Regions from separate parts of the Homo sapiens genome. Here region 2 is linked to region 1. A link is an interaction called in ENCODE POLR2A ChIA-PET data of the cell type or tissue named here. Cell type or tissue: HepG2. All regions are shown on one strand. Links, peaks and the distances in the headings refer to the core of each region. The heading gives the core; the rest is flanking DNA.

Region 1 (4,341 bases), core at 782-3,281:
CTAAAAATACAAAATTAGCCAGGCATGGTGGCGGCAGGCACCTGCAATCCCAGCTACTTGGGAGGCTGAGGCAGGAGAATCTCTTGAACCCGGTTGCAGTGAGCCGAGATCATGCCACTGCACTCCAGCCTGGGTGACAAAAACAAAACAAAACAAAACACAATATTGGTCTCCACAACCTCCTGTCTTACCCAGATACTCCTTTCTATTGATTCCAGGTCTTTAGCTAATAACTCTTTCAACCAATTGTGAATCAGAAAATATTTTGCCAGGCACGGTGGCTCATGCCTGTAATCCCAGCACTTTGGGAAGCCAAGGTGGGTGGATCACCTGAGATCAGGAGTTCAAAACCAGCCTGACCAACATGGTGAAACCCCCGTCTCTACTAAAAACACAAAATTAGCTGGGCATGGTGGTGCATGCCTGTAGTCCCAGCTACTCAGGAAGCTAAGGCAGGAGAATCACTTGAACCCAGGAGGCGGAGGTTGCAATGAACTGAGATCATGCCACTGCACTCCAGCCTGAGTAACAAAAGCATCTCAAAAAAAAAAATATATATATATGTATATATATGTGTATATATATGTATATGTGTATATATATGTGTATATATGTGTATATATATGTGTGTATACATATATATATATATATAAAAAGAAAAAAGAAATCTTTGAACCCACTTGTGACCAGGAAGCCCATCCCTGCCTTGGAGTTGTCCCGCCTTTCTTGGCAGAACCAACAAATACCTTTCATGTACTGACTGATGTCTGCCTGTAACTTCTGTCCTTGTACAAGGTATGAACTCCAGCTGTGGCCCAGCCCCTGGGGCACATGTCCTCAGGGCCTCCAGGCCTTGGTCCTCACATTTGACTCCGGATAAACCTCTTCAAATATTTTACAGACTCTGGCTTTCTCGTTAACAAGCAGCTCACACATATAGTGTCTCAGCAGTGACAGATGCTGGCCCACCCCGAGGTCAGGATGACTCAGCAGGGATTGAGTTTGCGGGCGTCATGCTCCAAGGCCCGGAATAGGAGGTTGGTGCTCATTCCTCACATAGTGGGCAAATCCTAGGGCAGGGGAGGGGGGGCAATGCCAGAGAATGGTCCCCACCTGGGGCGGTCTGACGGCCAGAGATGCAGAGAAAGAGACGCCTCCCACGCTCCTGGAGGGCAGGTGCTGTGGCCACCCCGGAGGGTCCGCCTTCCAGAGGGAGAGTTCAGGATTTGGCCACAATCAGGGAAGGAGGCACTGGGGGGGGGCCCTCCTGTTGGAAAAGGGCAGCGGCAGGAAGGGGGTGCTGCCACAGGGCCTCTGGGGAGCGCGCGGGCACACAGTACCAATCTGCGTGCATACACATGCCCTGTCCCTGCAGATGGGCCACGCAAGGCCTGCCCATGGCCAGCCATCCAGGTGATGCTCCAGGGAGGGCCAGGCCTACTTGGGGGCAGAACCCTGTGGCTGTCCAGGATACCTGGATGTGAGTCTGGGAAGGATGGAGAAGGGTGGAGGAGTGCGAAGGGCCCCTAGGGGTTGCTGGGGAACACAGATGAGCCTCTGACCCACCTGTGTCCTTACCTGGGCCGACTGGGCCACCCAGTCTTGCTGACACCTCCCCAGACCCCTGGCACCCACCAGACTCCCCAGGCGTGGCTGTGTGCTCCGCTATGCCTGATGACAAACAGTGGCCTCAGTGTAGAGGTGGGCACTGTGGCCCCTGGCTCCTGGCTCGCTCCTGCCTCAGTTTCCCCAGCTCTAAATTGGGGATTATCACTGGCTTCAAAGGCTGGAGTGGAAAGTGGTGGCCAAGAGGTGCCAAGAGGTGGTGCAAGCATGTGCCCTACCTTGGACACCCCTCTACAGGGGGTGGCTCTCACCCTGGCCTGGGCCCTCGGGGGTCTGCGCAGCCCACTCTTCTGTGTGAAGGCGGCTGGTACACTTTCCTGGGCAAGATTCTGCACATTCTGCTGGATTATGAAAGAGGTCTGTGACCCAAGAAAAAAGGGTCAGAAGTGCCCGTTAGGCTCTCCTGTGTGGCTCAGGTCATGTGCTTCTGTGAACTCCCCCTACGGCCTTGCCCCGAATCCCGTGATGCAGCGTGACCTGCCCAGGCGCCGGCGGCACTTTCATGTCTGGCTGGGAAAGTCGGATTTCAGCACTAATCACTGGCTGCCGCCTGCAATGAGCCCACGGCTTGAGCTCTGGGGCCCACCCAGCTCCTTAAACATGCAGAACCTTTGCTAGCTGAGCCAGGGTCCCAGCTGTGCGGGGTTGGGGATGGAGGGGTGCAGGGATCCCAAAACCCAACCCGGGGCCAGGTTTTACACAGGCCTGGACTGAGAAGTGGGGCTACAGGCTACAGGTGCTTGATACCCTGGGGGGGCCCTGGAACAGGCCTGGACTGAGAAGCGGGGCTACAGGTTACAGGTGCTGGATACCCCAGGGGGGTGCTGGACACCCCAGGGGGGCAGATAGAGGCAGCCAGGCAGCCTGAAGACCCTGGGGCAAAACACACACAGGCCCCCTCTGCTCTCTGGTCACTGCTAACTGGCCAACTGGCCTTTGAGTCCACTGACCACAGCTAAGCCCACAGCCATCAAAACCCACCCCTTACACCCTTCACCCTTTAGGGAGGGGCTCAGAGACAGTTGTGGCGATTCCTACTTCCACCCACAGCCCCCCGACCCTGGGCCTGTGCCGAGTGTGGGTGGGTGACATCATCTCGCACCCAGAGCTCCAGACTAAAGGAAACCCTGGCTCCTGTCTCTGGCTCTTCCCTCCCTCTCTTTGTTCCCTTGCTCCTTCCTTCTTTTTGCCAAAGGAGAAGATAGTGAGGCTGAGGGCTGCTCAACGTGCACAGTGAGCAGGAGATACAAGCATGTGGAGGGACGGTCACAGCCCATGCAACTGGCACCTTCACACGCGGAGGCCTGCGATTCCCAGACACCTGGCGCTGGGGCAAATCCCATTCCACAGCCAGAAACAGGCTCGGCGGGGCCAGGTGGATTTCTCAAAGCCTTGGTTGCTTTTGGCCTGATGCTAGCTGGACAATGTCTCAGCTCACAGGTTCCTAAACGCACACCCGCCCACACCAATCTGCTGAGGAGTGACAGCCATGGGGAGGAGACCCACCTCACTCCAGGGACCCTGGCACCGTCTCCCATGAGGCCAGGTGTCCTCAGCCACCCGCAGCCAGAGTCCCGCGAGACCGACGGACGGCCTGCCCCTGCGTGACGGCACGCCTGGGACTGTCCCAGCAGGCTCCCATGCTTCACCCAACTGCGACAGGGAAACAGGAGGGGGCTACTTCTGCTTTCAAGGCATGGAGGAGCTGTCTGCAGGCCACTTCCCGAACACCTATGCGCTTGGGGAACTGACTGAGACTGAGCCGGGGTATCTTCTCCACGATGCGGTGAGCCCATCAGGCCCTTCTTCTGAGAGCACCTCCCTGGAGGTGGAAGCCCCTGAGGCCCACAGCATCTTCTGAACCTGTGAGCTCCCACTTATTTACTGAGAGCTCACCTGGGCCAGTGCCGGTCCACGGCTGTGGCCGGGACTTTGAGTAGATGCTACCCTACTTGCTATGCAGAGCCAGCTGGGGCCCAGGGAGGTCAGATAACTGCCCAAACCAAATCCAGGCCCAGCCAGAATCTCAACTCCAGCCTTTGCGCCTTCTGATAAAACCCAGCATCGCTTGAATTTCCAGTACACGCTGCCAAGTCTTCGTTAAGCAATAAATAACCCACACAACCCTACTGTCATGACAAGTTCCATATGGCCATCCAGAAAGAGACACATAGAGCTGGTTCCTCTCACCTTTATGACCAGTGAAAAGCGCACCAACACGAAGACACGCGTGAAAGGACCTCATCTCCTAACCAGACTGACAAGCAAGGGATTTTTTCCACTCACCGTCAGTGGGATGGTTCTAAGCACCGAGGCCAACCCATTTCACACGATTATTTCACAAAAAGAAACTTTCTGTGGGACGTGCCTGGGCTACTGAAAAGACAGCCAGCAAAACTGAGAACCTTGTTCTCAAATCCGTACCCTCTCCCAAAGCAGCCTCAGAGGCCCGAGGGCTGAGGATCCAGACCCGAAAGCCACTGTACCTTCTGTAGGATCAGGCTCAAGGACTAAGGGGGTAAAAGGTGCCCTTTCCCTTCCTAAGCAGAAAATTCTGGAACCCAACCTTACGTGTGATCATTTAAAAAAAAAAAAAAATCAGCTGGGTACACTGGCTCACACCTGTAATCCCAGCACTTTGGGAGGCCGAGGTGGGCGGATCACCTGAGGTCAGGAGTTCGAGACCAGTCTGGCCAACATGGAGAAACCCTGTCT
Region 2 (4,341 bases), core at 1,171-3,670, 230 kb after region 1:
GGTTCACGCAATTCTCCTGCCTCAGCCTCCCGAGTAGCTGGGACTACAGGCGCCCACCACCACACCCGGCTAACTTTTTGTGTTTTTAGTAGAGATGGGGTTTCACCGTGTTAGCCAGGGTGGTCTCGATCTCCTGACGTCATGATCCACCTGCCTTGGCCTCCCAAAGTGCTGGGATTACAGGCGTGAGCCACCGCGCCTGGCCTTTTTTTTTTTTTTTTTTTCTGGATCTCCCCCTGTTGCCTAGACGAGAGTGCAGTGGGGTGATCATAGCTCACTGCAGCCTCAACCTCCTGGGCTCAAACGATCCTTCCACCTCATTCTCCCAAAATGCTGGGATTGCAGGTGTGAGCCACCAAGCCCTGCCTAAGCTTTCATTTTAAATATGTTCAGCCGGGCACAGTGGCTCACGCCTGTAATCCCAGCACTTTGGGAGGCCAAGGTAGGCAGATCACTTGAGGTCAGGAGTTTGAGACCAGGCTGGCCAACATGGCGAAAACCCATCTCTACTAAACATACAACAATTAGCCAGGCGTGGTGGCATGCGCCTGTAATCCCAGCTACTTGGGAGGCTGAGGCATGAGAATTACTTGAACCTGGGAGGCGGAGATTGCAGTGAGCTGAGATTGCGCCACTGCGCTCCAGCCTGGGTGACAGAGCAAGACTCTGTCTCAAAAAAAAAAAAAAAAATTAGCTGGGGGTGGTGACACACCTGTAATCCCAGCCACTCAGGAGGCTGAGACAGAAGGATCACATGAGCCTGGGAGATTGAGACTGTTGTGAGCCATGGTTGTACCACTGCAGTCCAGCCTGGATGACATAGGAAGACCCCATCTCCAAAAATAAAAAAAAGCCAGCTCTTCCTTTGAGCCCCAGTTTCAGTTCAAAGGGCCTTCTCTAACTTCTCCTTCATCTGAACTCCTGAGACAGGGTCTTGCTCTGCTGCCCAGGCTGAAGTGCAGTGGTGCAGTCATAGCTCACTGAAGCCTTAACCTCCTGGGCTCAAGTGATCCTCCCACCTCAGCCTCCCGAGTAGCTGGGACTACAGGTGTGCGCCGCCACCATGCCTGGCTACACTTTTTTTTTTTTTTTTTTTTTTTAGAGATGGGATCTTGCTATGTTGCCCAGGCTGGTTCTTGAATGTCTGAGGTCAAGCAATCCTCCTACCTCAGTCTCCCAAAGTTCTGGGATGACAGGTGTGAGCCACTGTGCCCGGCCTCCACCCCAGTCTTATTTCAGGACATACAGAGATGGATGTTGTGGACCCGCCTCCAGAGCATCAGGCTTGGCCCTGGGGTCACAGCACTGATGGTTCTGTGTCTCCACCTTCTTCCCCACTAGGACATCACACCCCTGCAGGTGGTTCTGCCCAACACTGCCCTCCATCTAAAGGCGCTGCTTGATTTTGAGGATAAAGATGGAGACAAGGTGGTGGCAGGAGATGAGTGGCTTTTCGAGGGACCTGGTAAGTTCTGTCTCCATAGGGCTCCCTGCCTTCCTGTCATAGCCCTGATACCTTCTGACCATCACCTTCCCTCCCCAGGCACGTACATCCCCCGGAAGGAAGTGGAGGTCGTGGAGATCATTCAGGCCACCATCATCAGGCAGAACCAGGCTCTGCGGCTCAGGGCCCGCAAGGAGTGCTGGGACCGGGACGGCAAGGAGAGGGTGACAGGTGGGGTCACCAAGGGGCGATGATGGTGGGTGGGCAGGAGGGGTCCCCACTGCAGGGGAAGCAGGGGAAGGTTGAGGAAAGCCTCCTGTAGCCCCAGAGAGGCGCTTTCCTGGTATCTTTTGAAAGCTGTTGAGGGCCACCCACTGCTCTTCCTTCCCCACCCCCGCTTCATGCTGTTTCCACTTGGGCTGGAAAATGTGACCATGACCATGCGGATGTGGCTTTTCCTTCCCTCACCTTCACCATGAGCTGTGGGCAGTGGCCATGACTTACCTGATTCTGGATCAACAAAGAAGATGTTCAAATACAATTGACAAATGTAGGCCAATAGGTACAGTGGCTCACACCTGTCATCCCAGCACTTTGCCAAGGTGGGTGAATCGTCTGAGCCCAGGAGCTTAAGACCAGCCTGAGCAACACAGTGAGACCCCATCTCTACAGAGAATTTAAAAATTAGCCTGGCCTTGGACACACACCTGTGGTCCCAGCTACTCAGAAGGCTGAAGGGGGAGAATTTCTTGAGCCCAGGATGTGGAGGCTGCAGTGAGCTGTGACTGCACCACTGCACTCCATCCTGGGCCACAGAGGTACTACCCCGAGGTGCTACCATTCCCACTTTTTTTTTTTTTTTGAGACGGAGTCTTGCTTTCTTGCTGTTGCCCAGGTTGGAGTGCAGTGGCGCGATCTCGGCTCACTGCAAGCTCCGCCTCCTGGGTTCACACCATTCTCCTGCCTCAGCCTCCTGAGTAGCTGGGACTACAGGCGCCCACCACCATGCCCAGCTAATTTTTTTTTTTTTTGTATTTTTTTTTTTTTTTTTTTTAGTAGAGACAGGGTTTCACCATGTTAGCCAGGGTGGTCTTGATCTCCTGACCTCGTGATCCACCAGGTTCGGCCTCCCAAAGTGCTGGGATTACAGGCGTGAACCACCGCACCCGGCCATTCCCACTTTCTATATATCAAAACTGGGATGCAGAATGCAGGTTGCTTGCCCTGGGGTGTGGCCAGGCAGGGCGAGGCTGGGACCTGCATCCAGGCACTCTGGCTTCTCCAGTAAACCAAAGGACATCCACAACTCTAACAGAGGCAGTTCTGCTGCCTGTTTTAGCAGAAGGACAAAAGTTGGTCTTTGGAGCTTAGAGAAGGCAGAACAGGCTGTTGGCATAGCAGCAACTTGGGCATCTTAGGAGGCCAAGGTGGGCGGATCACTTGAGGCCAGGAGTTCCAGACTAGCTTGGGCAACATGGTGAAACACCATCTCTACAAAAAATACAAATATTAGCCGGGCGTGGTGGCACGTGCCTGTAATCCCAGCTACTCAGGAGGCTGAGGCATGAGAATCACTTGAATCCAGGAGGCTGAGGTTGCAGTGAGCTGAGATCACAGCCTGGGCAACAGAGGGAGACTCCGTCTCAAAAAAAAAAAAAAAAAAAAAAAAACTTTTAAAATTCAACTGGGGTGGGGGTTTGGCCTCAAAAGAATGAATAAGAGGACCGCAGTCAGGAACTTGAGCCTGGGGTCAGTGCTATCTTTTTGCCTATGAAATCTGTCAATCCCCTGTGTCTAAGCTGTGGGGGAGGGGTAGGTGGGGAGCAGGCTGGGGGGCCCTTGTCCCTTACCCTCCACTCTTGGCCCAGGGGAAGAATGGCTGGTCACCACAGTAGGGGCGTACCTCCCAGCGGTGTTTGAGGAGGTTCTGGATTTGGTGGACGCCGTCATCCTTACGGAAAAGGTTGGTGCTCTGGGGGCTGTGGTTTAAGGGACCTGGGGCTAGGGAACCCTCCGAGTGGCAGAGAATGGTGGTAGAATGGCATGAGAGTAAAAGAGAAGCAATAATTTTAGGGTCACTTAAAAAAATTCAGAGATCAGATTGCCTGAGTATTCTGGATCATCTGAAGGGTTAAATAGTCTTTCTGGGGCTGGGCGCAATGACTCACATCTGTAATCTCAGCAATTTGGAAGGCTGAGGCAGGAGGATCACTTGAGGCCAGGAGTCTGAGACCAGCCTGGGCAACACAGTGAGAACTCATCGCTACAAAAAATTTAAAAATTAGCTGGGTGTAGTGGAGCATGCCTGTAATTCCAGTTACTCCAGAGGCGCTGAGGCAGGAGAATCGCTTGAACCCCAGAGGCAGAGGTTACAGTGAGCCATGATCATGCCACTGTGCTCCAGCCTGGGCAACAGAGCGAAACCCTGTCTCAAAAAAAAAAAAAAAAAACAAAGCCGGTCGGGTGCAGTGGCTCATGCCTGTAATCCTAGCATTTTGGGAGGCTGAGGTGGGAGGATCACCTGAGGTCAGGAGTTCAAGACAAACCTGGCCAACATGGCGAAACCCCATCTCTACTAAAAATACAAAAATTAGCTGGGCATGGTGTCACCCACCTGTAATCCCAGCTGTACTCAGGAGGCTGAGGCAGGAGAATCGCTTGAACCTAGGAGGCGGAAGTTGCAGTGAGCTGAGATCGCACCTTTGCACTCTAGCCTGGGCAACAAGAGAGAGACTCCGATTTAAAAAAAAAAAAAAACAATCCCTGGATTGGTAGAAATTGTCTCTGAGATCTGGGAGCATTGGGAGCATTTGGTGGCCAATGGGGCTCGCAGATCCCCTGAAGTTGGAGGCAGGTCACTCAAATACCCAACATGTTGCTCTGCAGACAGCCCTGCA

The links. ChIA-PET counts read pairs that join two places held together with the same protein. Peaks named below come from ENCODE experiments on the same cell type or tissue, not always from the same donor. Only the 100,000 strongest peaks of a DNase experiment are listed, where the experiment ranks them.
Region 2: POLR2A ChIA-PET joins it to region 1 with 10 read pairs; 6 of 35 experiments call an interaction of 5 or more read pairs at or near these places.

Annotation. Positions count from the first base shown.
Region 1 is chr16:29,603,939-29,608,279 of GRCh38, forward strand. It overlaps the pseudogene SMG1P2. Among named protein-coding and RNA genes, the nearest start is that of MIR3680-2, 6.8 kb to the left of the region's middle. RefSeq lists enhancers at 1,556-2,277, 2,278-2,999, 3,116-3,345 and a silencer at 2,698-2,938. In HepG2, for the core only: no CTCF peak of the experiment used is centred there; DNase peaks (open chromatin) are centred at 893 and 2,063.
Region 2 is chr16:29,832,392-29,836,732 of GRCh38, forward strand. MVP (major vault protein) reads left to right here. Exons shown (of 15, transcript NM_005115.5): 4 at 1,342-1,465; 5 at 1,544-1,675; 6 at 3,313-3,407; 7 at 4,331-4,341. Among named protein-coding and RNA genes, the nearest start is that of MVP, 14 kb to the left of the region's middle. In HepG2, for the core only: no CTCF peak of the experiment used is centred there; no DNase peak of the experiment used is centred there.